Regions from separate parts of the Homo sapiens genome. Here regions 2 and 3 are each linked to region 1. A link is a contact called in ENCODE Hi-C or POLR2A ChIA-PET data. All regions are on one chromosome and are shown on one strand. Each heading gives the region's core, a stretch centred on a gene start or an enhancer-like site at or near the end of the contact. The rest is flanking DNA. Distances are from core to core; before and after follow the strand shown. Region 1 has its middle 31 kb from the start of IL19. Region 2 holds the start of IKBKE-AS1 (IKBKE antisense RNA 1). Region 3 overlaps RASSF5 (Ras association domain family member 5).

Region 1 (4,586 bases), core at 1,275-3,774:
AACAGGATTACACATACAAGGGTTCAGTTAGGGGAAATTTCTTTATGAGAGAAAATAGGGAGTGTGAAGCGAGGCTGGGGAACCACCGGTGTGTGACCCCACTAAGGAAAGAGGGAGAGGAGGATGTGCACAAGGGCCCCAGGCACAAGTGTCTATGAAGTTGCCAGGGGCAAAGCTGGCCATCCTTCGAGTCCTGGTTCTCCCAGGAACGGGTGCGTCTTCACATCCCTGTTGTACTGTCATTGACTGGGAGCACGAGAAAGGAAGTGTGGCCTCCACACAAATGAGACAATGAATTTCAGAGTGCCATAGCTGGGGCCCTTGGACAAATAAGCTCCCCATAATAGGAGGTCTCTGGGGCACATGTTCATGGGTGCCTCAATAATAATTCCCATTTTACCGGTTGACAAGCTGAGGCTCAGAGAGGACAAGTCATCTGCTCATAGTTGGGACCCAGCTTAGAGTAACTCCAAAGATTTATCTTTGTGCCATATGCAACTGAGCTACTGACCACCACATCCCAAGCCATCCCCAAGACTGATGCCTCAGATTCGGTACCCAGCAGAGGGCTGGGCACACAATCAGTGTCACATTGGGAGGCAATGTGGCTGAGCTCCTGTCTAGTGAGCTCCTGTATAGTGGGTCCTGCATGTGTCCTGTGTGCCCCACAACACCTACAACCCGGAGTCAAAGCCGCCTCCTCCTCCCTGCTATTCCTAACCAGAGGCGTGCCTCCTCTGTAACTTCCCACAGCACTCTGGGCCTCTCTTACAGCACCCACCAGAGTCAGCCTTATGTCACTTATGTTATGTGCACACTTGTCATCCCCCACAGGCATTTGCATGCCAGTCAGAGAAGCAGGTAGCCCGGTCAAGATCAAACACCAGGAGGCCAAACAAGGCTGAACCTCAGATTTTTGTCTTTGAGCCATTCTGCCTACATGCCCAAAATGTATGCAAATAACCATAATTGAGTGAGCAGGGCCACTGATATGGGGAGATGTTGAAGGAATCCCCTAAACCCCTCTACAGCTGACTTTTCCACTCGCCCACAATGTGGCCAAGGGTCTACATCTATCAGTTTTGGGAAGTGCTATAAATGCCCTTTTACTCTCGGCTGACTGACTCTACCCCCAGATTTGCTGCTGACAGCAAACCCTTTCGTAAAGCTCTCACTTGGAAAGCAATATGCAAAGTGCATTCATTCATAAATCGATACTGTCTTTTTGGCAGTCCCTATCAAAAACTAAAATGTGTATACCCTTAGATCTTGCCATTCCACTACTAGGGATCTATACTACAGAAATCCTTACACACACACTCGAAGATACTGTACAAGATATTTGTGAGATCTATATAAATAGTAGAAAAAGGGGGGGAGGGTAGTCCTTCAGTGCAAATGAGGTTAAAAGACAAATAAAAAAGAAAGGAGGTGAGAAATATCCATCCACAGCAGATAAATTGTGGTACATCATACTATAAAATACTCTGCAACTATTTAGAAAAAGAATGATAGTTCTATGAGTTTGATCATGGAAATTCACAAGATATGCTAAGTGAAAAAAGCAAGCTGTATGTTGTTTCATGGGTATGAAAAAGTCTGTCAGTTGCACAACAATGTGAACATACTAGTGAAGTTTACAGTTAAAAATGTTTAAGATGGTAAATTTTCAGTTAAGTGTATTTTATCACAATTTTTTAAAAGCAGGTTGCAGAACAATATGCCTAATGATTCCATTTGTACTTGTTATAACTGCCAAAGAAACTTCTCAGTTGTGCTTATAAGTATATTTGTATCTAGATAAATTTTCAGAAACTTTTTGGATAAAAATTTCAAAAAAAATAAAGCTGTTCAATGAAGTTTTTTCTGGAGAGGGAATTGGCATCACTGAGGTGGAGACGTTATAAAGAGAAAGGTTCACGCCTCACTCTGTATGTCTATATATGTACATATAATGTCTTGTTTGAGTTACTAAAATTACTTGTGTTAATTTTCCTTTAGATGCTTTCATCCATCCAACAGATACTAAGCACCTACCCTGAGTCAGCTGTCATTTTCAGAGCCTGAAATAAGCCGATCAGACTGAATTTCTCGTCTACCCTTTCTCTTCCTTGCACACTGGCTCAAAGAATGCCTGGCTGTCATCCTTCCCCTCCTGCCCTCGACCCTCCTGTGGGTGGGTAGGGCTAGAGTCTCACTATGAGGACCATTTCCTTAGAATAGGTTTGTGACCAGAAAAGGAGACAGCTGAGTGCCAGAAAACCAAAGGCCCCTCTAGGTCTTACTACAAATACCAGGTCTCTCTGCACCACAGACTCCAGCTAACCAAGGTCTCTGTCTTAGACTTAGATGAGATCGTGGTTTCTTTCAAAAGTAAACCTTTGACTGGTGAATTCAGAACCACATGTCTCCAGATCAGAAGGTAAGGGCTAGGAGAACTCAGCTCATTCTGAAACTTGAGGCCTTATTACCCCAAGAGGCAGTAGCTGTTTGAGGAACAAGAGACCCACAGCTGCCTGGACAGAGGAAGGAGCAAGATCACGTTTCACACACTCGGACAGCAGTAGTCAGAGCTAGTAACTGCCCGGGGCTAGGACCAGAGCCACCCAGACAGGATGCTCATTTGCATAACTTGTACAGATACTTTGCATATCAGGGTCCTGGAAACACTACTACCCTAGGATCAGAGAGGTTGAGACTAGTATTTGGTCACACAGGACCTCAGAGACAAAACCAAAACCAAGGGGTGGGGGAGGACTTAGGAAGGGAGGACTCATGAAGGGGGAAAGTGGAAAGTCAGTCCTGGTATTTCACTTGCAAATCCTGGCAGGGGTGTGGGATGGCAGTAGGAAACTTTACTGTCCCTGAGAGCAAGAAAGTTATGCAAACAAATGCATTTGCATGGCAGCCCTGGTCCCTAAAAATGACTTATCAAACACAGGTTCCACCACCTTGGCAGCCCCACCTGAAATCCTGCAGGCTTGACAGCCAAAAGACTTCCTGGCCAGAGGCTCTGGGCAGTAACTTACCTTCCAAGCAATTATGACTCCCTCTAGAGGAGACAAGTAAATTCCAAGGTAATTCTGGGTTCCAGATGGTGGTGTGTTAAAAATGGAAAGGGTGGACGCCAAGTATATTGACATTTTTGTGTGTGAGTGCCAGGGAGGCTCCCAAGGGCTCCACTTTTAAACTGAGTGGAGTAAGAACCATGAGGACAAAGGGATGAGAAAGGCCTTTTAGTGGCAGAGGGAAGAGGGGCAAGGAAGCCCCTAACAATTGCTCATCCTGCTCTTCCAGGAGGGCTCTCAATTTCATGTAATGTCATCATTTTCCATGATGATTCAGAAAGTGCCTAACTACAAAAGATCTAAGTTTAAGGTGTACCACTGTAACACTTTTTAAAAAATTAATGAATTGAGTGAAACGTGGCAAAAGCCCCATCAGCCCACATCCCCAAATTTTGTTTTTCAGGGAGCAAACATCATTTATGAGGCAAATCCAAGTTGGAGGGGCTGGAAAGGGAAAATGGACAGAAAACACCAAGGGCACCCCACAGAGAGGAGTAAATCAGATTTCCATGAGCAGAACCCATGAGGGGTCAAAGGTCAAGCTAACGAGATGAGCAGACAGACAGCAGTTCAGACCACAAGACAGGAGGGGTGAACCTGTTGGAGAAGGAAGGATCTAGCTCTTGCAGAGAGAAGTGAGAGCAGAAATGCAATGGGGAAATCTCCATCATGCTATTCCATTTTCTGCCATCAAAACTGTCAGTCAGGTGCCAGCTTGAAGGGCTGCTAGGAAGCTCTCCTGGGTCTCTAACAGAATAGCTCCACCTTATGCACTCCAACCACCTCTGCTCCTGTTCTGGAGAGCATCAGTTCTTCTGTTACAGCGATGCCCGCCACTTCTCTATGCTGAGCTCCACAAAGGCTAGACCCACTTCTGGACTCATCTGTGTGTCTCCGAAGTCCTAAGCACTGGGCATGACACAGAGGAGGTGCTCAAGATGAGCTGAATGTTGAAAATGTGACATTTTTACTCTTGGATAGTGGCTGAAGGTCTTCTTTTTAAAGAGCAGCCTAGGCTGAAAAGGCCAAGGCACTGACCTGTCTGAATGGTGGCCCAGAGCCCAGGGGGCAGTCCTATCTTTCCACACGAGTTGCACTTCCCCCACCTTTCCAAGTCTTGGCACAGCCTCATTTAATCTTCACATGCCTGGGTGGGGGAGGACTGAAATCCTCCCCAACAAGGCATAGATGTGAGATCTTCGTCCAGAGGACGAGGATCCAGGGTGTGGTTTATTTTGTCATTTTGGTTTTTTCACCTCACTCATGCTCATCTGAAAACCTCTGGGGCCCTAAGAGGCTGCCCTATGCCACCTGGGCTTGAATGACACATTGTTCTCAGTCTGGAACAGCCCCTAATGTGTCCAGGCCTGTGGGTACAGGGAAAGGGAAGACAAAGCCACTTGCTGCTGCACACAGGCATTTTGTATCTCCCCAACTAGGTTCTCAAGGGCAGGAACTGTGCCCTACACTTCATTTGTTTCTCCCAAAGCACAGGACATACACCAAGTGCCTGGATTA
Region 2 (4,586 bases), core at 1,965-4,464, 240 kb after region 1:
AAACCCCATCTCTACTAAAAATACAAAAATTAGCCAGGCATAGTAGTGGGCACCTGTAGACCCAGCTACTCGGGAGGCTGAGGCAGGAGAATGGCTTGAACCTGGGAGGTGGTTGCAGTCAGCCGAGATCACGCCACGGAACTCCAGCCTGGGGGACAGAGTGACACTCTGTCTCAAATAAATAAATAATAAATAAATAAATAAATAAATAAATAAATAAATAAAAATATAGGCCGGGCACGGTGGCTTATGCCTGTAATCCCAGCACTTTCGGAGGCTGAGGTGGGCGGATCAGGAGATCGGGAGATCGAGACCATGCTGGCCAACGTGGTGAAACCCTGTCTCTACTAAAAATACAAAAATTAGCTGGGCGTGGTGGTGCATGCCTGTAGTACCAGCTACTTGGGAGGCTGAGGCAGGAGAATGACTTGAACCAGGGAGTCAGAGGTTGCAGTGAGCCAAGATCGCACCACTGCACTCCAGCTGGGCAACAGAGCGAGACTCTGTCTTAAAAAAAAATAAATATATAAACATAAATAAAAATCTTTGAAGCAGTTTGGAAGTGAACCCAAAATGACCAGTTGCAGCAATCCTGTGAGGATACTGAAGCAAGGTGGCTCCATGAAAGCAAACGGTGGTTCCAGTAGGAGGGTGGCCTGGCCATGGTTGAGATCCATCCTGTCCTTAGACTGGCTGCCCTGGCCTCAGCTCTCAGGGTGGGTGTGGAGTGGGGTGCCTGGTCCAGTGTACCACGCACTGCCAATTGGCCTCTGTTGGGCCATTCACATGCCCTCTGCAGGATCTTTGTAAACTCTGCCTCAGTGTTCTCAAACCTGAGCTGGTGTGAGAATCACCAGGGAAGCTCATCAATAATACAGATTCCTGAGCCACACCCTTACGGATTGGATTCAGGAGCTGAGTGGGATCCCAGAATATGTGTTTTGAAACCAGGACACCAGTCTCAAGAGAGGAAACTGTGTGGATTCTGGGAGAGAAAGAGAGATATAGCCCTGTAGCGCCCTGCCCTCCAGAACTGACTGTACTTCTTGCCTGGGTTCCTGGGACAGGCCCCCTCATCCTTCCAGTTAGGCCCCCTTTTAGCTTGGATCAGCCTGTTTTAAGAGGCTGCTAGCCATGAATCTGAATGCCACATGGAATCTTCCCAGATATCTGTGACTGATCTGAGCCCCCGACTCAGCCCATACGAGACAAGAACTTGTTTCCTCTACCTACCCTGTGCAGGGGCTCATAGCTGAATGAGGTGGGGAGGGGATGGGGAAGGTGAGCGGAGTATGCAGAGAACTATTGTGTTAATAATACTGTGTTTGGGGCCAGTGCGGTGGCTCATGCCTGTAATCCCAGCCCTTTGGGAGGCCGAGGTGGGTGGATCACCTGAGCTCAGGAGTTCAAGACCAGCCTGACCAACATGGAGAAACCCCGCCTCTACTAAAAATACAAAATCAGCCGGGCGTGGTGGCACACGCCTGTAATCCCAGATACTCAGGAGGCTGAGGCAGGAGAATCGCTTGAATCCGGGAGGCAGAGGTTGCGGTGAGCCGAGATAGTGCCATTGCACTCCAGCCTGGGCAACAAGAGCAAAACTGCGTCTCACATAATAACAATAATAATAATAATATTGAGTTTTAGGCACTTTATGCACATAGCTAATCTATTCCTACCCACAACTTTCCACTCACCACACGGGCACCGAGGAGTAGTATCTTTAAAATACCAGTTGGACTTGACCTAAAACCTCTCTGTGGTCCTCTGGGGTAAAGTCCAAGTTCCTCAGTGTGGCCTGCAAGGACCTTTTGGACTGGCTCCTCCCTTTCCACAATACCAGCATCCTACTTTAACCTACTCTCCAGTCATATAGAAATACTAGTAGCTCTTCCCATGCCTGTGCCACTGCTGCTCCCACGGCCAGGAATGCCTCCCACACCTTCTTTGCTAGGTATCACCTGCTCACCTGCTAAGACCACTTTGGATTCACCTGTTCTCAGTCACTCCCTGACACTTAGGAAGTTTCCCAGCCTGACCTAAGCACCCTCCCCTGTGAGGATGGTGACTCAGGACCACACTGGATGTTTGCATTCCTAGCATAGCACCTCCTCCATGATGGGAAGCTATCTGTGGCATACCTGTCTTCCCCCATAGAGGTGAGCTCCCCATGAGCCAGAAAGGTGGCTTAGTCACCTCTGTAGTTCCAGCATCCCGTGGGCCTGGTACACTGTAAGGGCTCAGATCATGTCTGGTGAACTGAATGGGCTCTTTTCATTTTAAGTGTTATGTTAGGAATCACTGCAGAGAATGGAGAGGTACATTAAAGAGGTCTTCAGACACCTGAGGATCTTATGGGTTGTTCTGGGTCTTGGTCCAGTTCCTCATTTCCTACTGAGATGGAATCAGCAGCTCTGCAGAACCTCAGATCCAGGGAGGCACTGATGTCAGCAGCTCTGCCTTGCATAGAAATGAACTGAAGCCACTGGGCGTGGTGGCTCACGCCTGTAATCCTAACACTTTGGGAGGCCAAGAAAGGAGGGTTGCTTGAGCTCAGGAGTTCAAGACCAGCTTGTGCAACATAGTGAGACCTCATCTCTACAAAAAATATAAAATTAGCTGGGTGTGGTGGTGCACGCCTGTAGTCCCAGCTACTTGGAAGGCTGAGGCAGGAGGATTGCTTGGTCCTACAGTGAGTAGTAGTGGTGATCGCTTGATCACTACAGTGAGTCGAGGCTGTAGTGAGCCAAGATTATACCATTCCACTGCAACCTGGGCAACAGAGCAAAACCCTGCCAAAAAAAAAAAAAGAAGGAAAATTAAAAAAAAAAAACAACTGAACTGAAGCCTTTGAGTGAGTTTGTCCGCCACATCTCATAGGCTTTGCTCATGAGATCATACAGCCTGGATCATATCATCTCCCAAAAATCTGTATTTGGCATTCAGGGATCCCCTGGCTCCTTCACTGAGCTCCACCAAGCACATGGGGTTTTGCAAGCTGTTGCTGCCAGGGAAAACCCATTGTGGGACTTCCCTGAAGGGCCACTCATGGGCTGGAAGTGTTGGCCAGAAATTCAGGCCAGCAGAGTGGACGAGAGGTGGTCTAGTACCCAGGAACATCAAGGCGGCAGCTGGTCTCTGAGGCCCCAGGACTTGAACCCCTGGGCTTAAGTGACTCCACGGGCTTGAGGCCCAAATAACAAACACAAAGCCACTTGGACCTGATGCAAGGAAACAACCTCCAGCCACCTTCCCCCAGGCCTTTAGAGTGCTGGTCTTTGCACAGAGAAGCACCACAGAGGACAGAAGCCTCCAGGACTCACCCTTCCCCATTTCTGGCCCTACCAGGTGAGTAGAGTGGCCTCAGGATGTGGGGGCTCCCATGAAGATGGACAGGAAGGATCTCTGGGGTTATTTCCAGTCAAGCATAATGCTGTCTTCACGCTTCGAAGCACACAGTGGGGCTTCCCACTCGTCTCTCTCTCCTACTGGGGCTACCTTACTGCATTTCCCCTTCCCCTTCCTTCACCCACCCAGGTAGGTGGGTAGTCCAGCTCTGGTTTATGGGAAGGCTGGAGGTAAATTTGCAAGCAGTTTGCAAAAGTCAGAATGCCTTGCCCAGGCACCACTCTAGATTCTAGACAAAATGAAGGAATGCTTAAAATAACCCATAATACTATTCAAACCCACTATTTAGGACATAGCCTAGGTTTTGAATAGCTGTGGAGATGGGAAAAAAGCAGTAGCCACTTAGATGGTGGGTTTGAAGGAAAAAAAAAAAGAAGAATACCTTTCTCCCTAAGTTCCAGGCCCCTCACACAGCTTTCCAAATGATGCGGGGGCAAGAGAATGGAAGGAATGGGAAGGCACCCCTTGGGTTCTTCCTTGAAATTAGGGCCCATTTAGGGGAAAGGCAGAAATCAGGACATGACCAATTCCCACCCCCATTTCCCAGCACTTCTCACAGATCCCCGCCCAGACCCCACTTGGTTGCCAAGCACACCCAGCTGAGAGCCCTGCCTTGCAGACACAGCCCAGGGAGAGCCACCAGAAACAGAAGCAAAGGCCACATTTATTCCACTTCTTGAAGGTGCAGGCCTTGGACCTGCCCAGACTCACAGTCCTGGCTGCATGTCCCAGGACCAGCTGGAGCCTCAGAGAGTGAGGGAGAGCCAAAGGGGCCCCAAGACACTGGCACTGGCCTTGGCCACCCATTTTCTCAACTTTAGGCTCAGTCAGACCAAGCATAGAAAGAACAGGAGGCTCTCTATGTTGCCTGAGGCTGGCAGTGGTGACCCTCAGAAATCACAAGGGAGCGGAGAGAGCTGTGTTCAACATGAAACGCTTGAAGAGGAAGGAAGACTGTGATGAGGTCGTTTGACCTACTGCCCTGGGGAAACCCCAGGAGGCCTCCTCTCCTGTTGGCTAGGGAGTGAAGTCCTATAAACCAGAGGGAGTGGGAAGGCGTATGAGAGCTTCTTCTCCCCACGGCCCAGCCATGGGCATGGAGGAGCAGTACCTGAGCCTAGAGAAGATAGAAAGGTCAGCCAGGCAGTTGCTGCCACACTCTTTCCTGTGGGTCCCAA
Region 3 (4,586 bases), core at 526-3,025, 180 kb after region 1:
GGAGATGAGCCCCCAGGACAGAAGCCTTCTGTGAACAGAAGCCACAGGCTCAGCAATTCAAGCCTGAAGCTGTCTGTCAGTGCAGCTCTTTTCTTCCTCCTGGCCCTGAAATCAAGTGCTCCTGATTCGTGGCACTTTATCTCATCCTCTTGTCTCTGGAAAATATGCCAGGCTAGGTCTGGATCCCCACCCCATGCTCTTTGAGGTAGACTAAACCATGAAGAAGAAGAAACCAAGGACCTGCAGGACAGGTCTCAGTTCCCCACCCAGGGAGCTCCCAAAGCCAGAAGATACACAGGTGTGGGGTACCTGGTAAGTGAAGAGCAGAAGAGAAGAGAATCGAGGTCCCCAAGCTAGGACCCCTTCAAGCTCCTAGGCTGGGAGTTGGATCCAAAGCCTGATCTGACAGTGTGCAATAAGACCTGGGATTCAAGGTTTGATACTGGCATAAAATCTTTCTTCTTTTCTCCCTAAACTGCTTGGGTGGGTGGATATTATGTGTCCCAAACTGTAAGTGAAATTGCTTTATAGGGAAAAGCTGATTCTGGATAAACTATCTAAACCTGTGAAGACAGAAGGAGGGCAGGAGGGGAGGAACCAGAACAGAGAGTGAGGGATGGCCTGGACTAAGCGGCGTGTGAACAAGGATGTCTTGGGTGAGTTCCAGGTGGTCCTGGAGGAGGTCGTCTCTCTGACCCCTCCCTAGGGGAAGTCCTTATGGTTTAGAGAACTTGGCAGCCAATATCTAGAATCCCTACCAGGCCCATGAGAAACTAGTAAAAAGGGTCTGTTCCCATGCAAAGAGGCAAGGGACTCTCAGCAGGGAAGATAAGGACACTCACATGACAAGGGTGTTTGTTGAGAAGGACAGGATGAAGTACCTGAGTCTGATGATTGAAATGACTTGGCCATAACCTCTTAGTGGCTTGAGCTGGATGGGAAGGGAGGACTTCATTTACAGTTAGTGCTGTGTGTCTTCCCTTACATCATGTGCCATCAAGATCTCAAAGGGCCTTGAAATAAGAGTTCAGCTTGTGGTGATGAGACTAGCAGAGAAAGCTCTGAGCAGGACCCAGGGGGCCTGACTCCTTGAATCTGTCTCTACTGAGCTGTGTGACTGGGGGCAAATCCTCTTCCCTCTCTAGACTTCAGTTTCCAGCCTAGGAACCTCTTAGGAATCTGTGACACATTCTCTTCTTGCATTCCAATTGGGGTAAGCAGTCAATTACCAAATATTTCCTAAACAGGTGGTTCCTAGATTGCAGCATATATGAGAATCACCTGGGAAAAGTATTAGAAAAGCAGAATCCAGGGTCCCATCTCCAAAGATTCAGGAGCCAGTAGCTCTGGAGTAGGGCCCCTGAAACTCCATTCTCAAAGAGTAGTTCTGGTGCAGGTGGTTGAGGCCACCTTGATGCAACACTGAAGGTTTCAGATGCTACAGAGAAACCAGAGAAGTGCTGAGTGAGGAAAAGCACCCGTCCTCAAGAGATTTCCAGTTTAGATGGGGGAGACAGGACCCAATCCCAAGAACAGAATATCCTCAGTGACAGATGAGAGAGAGGTACAAGGTCAAAGAAACAGGTCATGTCCTTTACCAAGCAGTTATGAGCAGAGCTTCCCAGGTGCCTGGCGCAGAAACGGTGGCAGGAGGCATGTGTGGCAGAGACAGCTAAATGCTCACCACAACCTGCTTCCTTTTCTACCAGGGCTCACAGCTGTACTTCACTTCCCAACCTCCCCTGTGGTTAGGTGTGGCCACGTGACTGAGTTCCAGCCAATGGCCCGTGGTTGCAAGAAACACCCACCATTTCCGGGTCTGGCCCACAAGCTTCCCATGTGTTATCCTGATCCCCACCTGCCAATCTAACTTTTTTAAGTAAAGGGGGAAATAAACCTCTGATTATATTCAATGACTGAAAAGCAGGGGTTGTTTCAAGTTAGTCCATCCTGATTGTACAGGATGCAAGAGAGAAGATGCAGCAATTCAACCCAAGCAGTATTTGGTCAATACTGGCTTTTTTTTTTTGAGACAGAGACTCGTTCTGTCGCCCAGGCTGGAGTGCAGTGGCACGATCTTGGCTTACTGCAAGCTCCGCCTCCCGGGTTCACACCATTCTCCTGCCTCAGCCTCCCAAGTAGTTAGCCTGCCACCACGCCTGGCTAATTTTTTCTATTTTTCAGTAGAGATGGGGTTTCACCAGGTTAGCCAGGATGGTCTGGATCTCCTGACCTCGTGATCCGCCCGTCTCGGCCTCCCAAAGTGCTGGGATTACAGGCATGAGCCACCACGCCCGGCCAATACTGGCTTTTGTAACCAAGTACTTGATGTTGTTGGACCTGAAGGAGATGCGAGTTCTGATCTTATAGGACGGACAATACTGGGAAGGGCCAGAGGAGGCAGCGGGCAGTGAATCCCACGAGTGTGGAGTTCGGACGGCATCTCTAAATGAGGCTATCTGGAGGCTGTGCCAGTCTGAAATCTCTTCTGGGACTAGTCTTGGGCCATGTAAGCCTTTGAGACAGCACATAAAAAACAGTCAAATGGGCCAGTGGTTCCAAAGATTCTAGTTTTATTTTTATTGCTGAAATTTGGAGCTAACTTATTTTTAGTAATCTTTTCTTTTCTCTCATGCCGAGGTGGTGAGGGGCAGGTGCCATGCCTGAGGCCTGGGTGTGCCTGCTGCTAGCAGAGAGATGGGGACCTCCCCAACTGTCCCAGGGCTGTGGGGTTGGCTAGTGCCCCTGGAGTACCACAGGGATCCTGTCCAGGGAGGAGCTGACTGGCCAGGCAGGAGGAGATGGAACAATTACAGGCAGGGAACAGGGAGCAGTGTAGGATCTGACCTCCAGGACCCTCTTCCTCTTGCATCTTCCTTGAAGAAAAAGAATTCAATGGTGTCACTGTAGACCCAAGAAAGCCTAGGCAGATGGGGGCATGGGAGTGTGTTTTCTATGTACTTAAGTATAATATTTAACTATAGGCCGGGTGCGGTGGCTCACTCCTGTAATCCCAGCACCTTGGGAGGCCGAGGTAGGGGTTCACCTGAGGTCAGGAGTTCAAGACCTGGCCAACATTGTGAAACCCTGTCTCTACTCAAAAAAAAAAACACAAAACTTAGCTGGGTGTGGTGGTGGGTGCCTGTAATCTCAGCTACTCAGGAGGCTGAGGCAGGAGAATTGCTTGAACCTGGGAGGCAGAGGTTGCAGTGAGCCGAGATCGCGTCATTGTACTCCAGCCTGGGCAACAAGAGCAAAACTCCATCTCAAAAAAAAAAAAAAAAAAAGAAAAAGAAAAATATTTAACTGTAGATATAGTCAACCTTCTGTTCTTTGTATCCACAGAGAAAAACACACATGAGGAGGAGTCTCCAGTGGGAAGATAGAGGTTTATCTATTAACATATTTCAGTTGTAGGATAGACACCAAGAAGAACTTTTAAGTCACTAAAGTTGTAAGATTACAGGGACTACCTGCTAAAATCAAGTGTAGGGTCAATGTCCCCTTAGCTAGCATGCCTTAAGGAATGGAGGGATGGGAAGGACCTTTCAAAACCTGACCCAGCCTGAAGTTGAGTGTTCCATTTTGTAGAAGGTTCTGAGAGGACAAGACCTACGGTCTATCCTGGGTCATCTACTGAGTAGGAAAAGACCAAGAAGAAGAGAACTTGACAAGGAGTCCTGGAGGGGTGTTAGTCCTGGCTCTACCCAAACAGATGTGTGGCCTAGTGACGTCCTTCCACCTCTCTGGGCCTCAGTTTCTCCATCTATAAAGCGAGGTGCTCTGACATTCTGCAAGCAGAAAGCTGTATTGTCCTCAGAGCACTCACCCCAATGCTCTGGGCCGGTGCCAGAGTCCTGGGGTCCCAGAGCCTGTTTAACATGCCAAGAGTTCAGAACGCCTGTGTTCCCGCTCAGATGTCAAAGCCTTAAATGGCCACCACCTGTAGGCATTTGGGAAATTGATAAGAATGGAAGCTGGCCCCACTTCCAGGGTCAGATCCCTGATAGGAAAAAAATGAACAAATATGAGGGATGGACAGAGGGCCTGGCCTGGCTTCACAGTCACCAGTCCTACAAATCACCAAACCCTATCTTTTGTGGGACTAAGGAAGAAAATTCTCTGGCCTGGGAGGCAAAAGAGGGAAGTTCTAACCTTGGGTCCATCAAAACCTTGTCTTGTGACCTGATAAGTCCCCCTACCCATCTAGGCAACACCTTAGATTGAGGTAACTATGATGGTCTTACTGAGACCATCTACGTCTGCACTGCCCAAGCCCACAGGCTGGCTCTCCCCCAGGCCCCATTTGTGACATGCCTGACCCAGAGAAACACGATCTAATTGTGCCTAGCCAAGTGGGAAAGTACCAGGAGAGTACTGCCTCAGCCTCCTAAAACTGTGGTATGATTCAAAACCAAGTCCCCGGCCCCTCTCAAAGGAGGCACGTGGCCCCAGGAAACTGCCATTTTCTGAAAAGAGAGACCAAGCTAGGGCCCAGGGCCTGGTGCCCCCATCTCCCTTGCTGTCTCCTGACCTTTAGGCACCCCCTTCCTATGAAATGGGGAGACCTTTCCCACCCCTCCGAC

What was found. Hi-C counts contacts between places; a loop is a spot of excess contacts on that map. ChIA-PET counts read pairs that join two places held with the same protein, here RNA polymerase II (POLR2A). Pooled maps may share reads with other maps.
Region 2: a map of K562 shows a loop between it and region 1 (2.6-fold over the local background). The contact joins the promoter of IKBKE-AS1 here to the enhancer-like site in region 1. A Hi-C loop is called at or near these places in 4 of 168 maps with a recorded cell type or tissue (K562, ascending aorta, astrocyte of the cerebellum and 1 more) and 12 of 50 pooled maps.
Region 3: a loop to region 1 is called in a pooled map, with 10 times the contacts of the local background. The contact joins two enhancer-like sites. A Hi-C loop is called at or near these places in 4 of 50 pooled maps. POLR2A ChIA-PET finds 5 or more read pairs at or near these places in 5 of 52 experiments (GM12878, H1, OCI-LY7 and 2 more).

Annotation. Positions count from the first base shown.
Region 1 is chr1:206,737,614-206,742,199 of GRCh38, reverse strand. No RefSeq gene overlaps it. Among named protein-coding and RNA genes, the nearest start is that of IL19, 31 kb to the left of the region's middle. RefSeq lists enhancers at 524-633, 724-773, 4,384-4,433 and silencers at 2,540-2,649, 2,680-2,729. Within about 2 kb of position 2,524, at least 5 of the 41 ENCODE cell types and tissues checked have a DNase peak (open chromatin) inside an H3K27ac peak, as active enhancers do; they include GM12878 and OCI-LY7, where a contact is called at or near this core.
Region 2 is chr1:206,496,356-206,500,941 of GRCh38, reverse strand. IKBKE-AS1 (IKBKE antisense RNA 1) reads left to right here and starts at 3,214. Exons shown (of 2, transcript NR_172918.1): 1 at 3,214-3,348. IKBKE (inhibitor of nuclear factor kappa B kinase subunit epsilon) reads right to left here. Exons shown (of 22, transcript NM_014002.4): 22 at 4,053-4,586. RefSeq lists an enhancer at 3,120-3,269.
Region 3 is chr1:206,560,365-206,564,950 of GRCh38, reverse strand. The region is part of intron 2 of RASSF5 (Ras association domain family member 5); the gene reads right to left. It overlaps LOC124904494 (a long non-coding RNA gene), which reads right to left. Exons shown (of 2, transcript XR_007066831.1): 2 at 2,557-3,943. Among named protein-coding and RNA genes, the nearest start is that of EIF2D, 50 kb to the left of the region's middle. RefSeq lists an enhancer at 4,495-4,564. Within about 2 kb of position 1,775, at least 9 of the 41 ENCODE cell types and tissues checked have a DNase peak (open chromatin) inside an H3K27ac peak, as active enhancers do; they include GM12878 and OCI-LY7, where a contact is called at or near this core.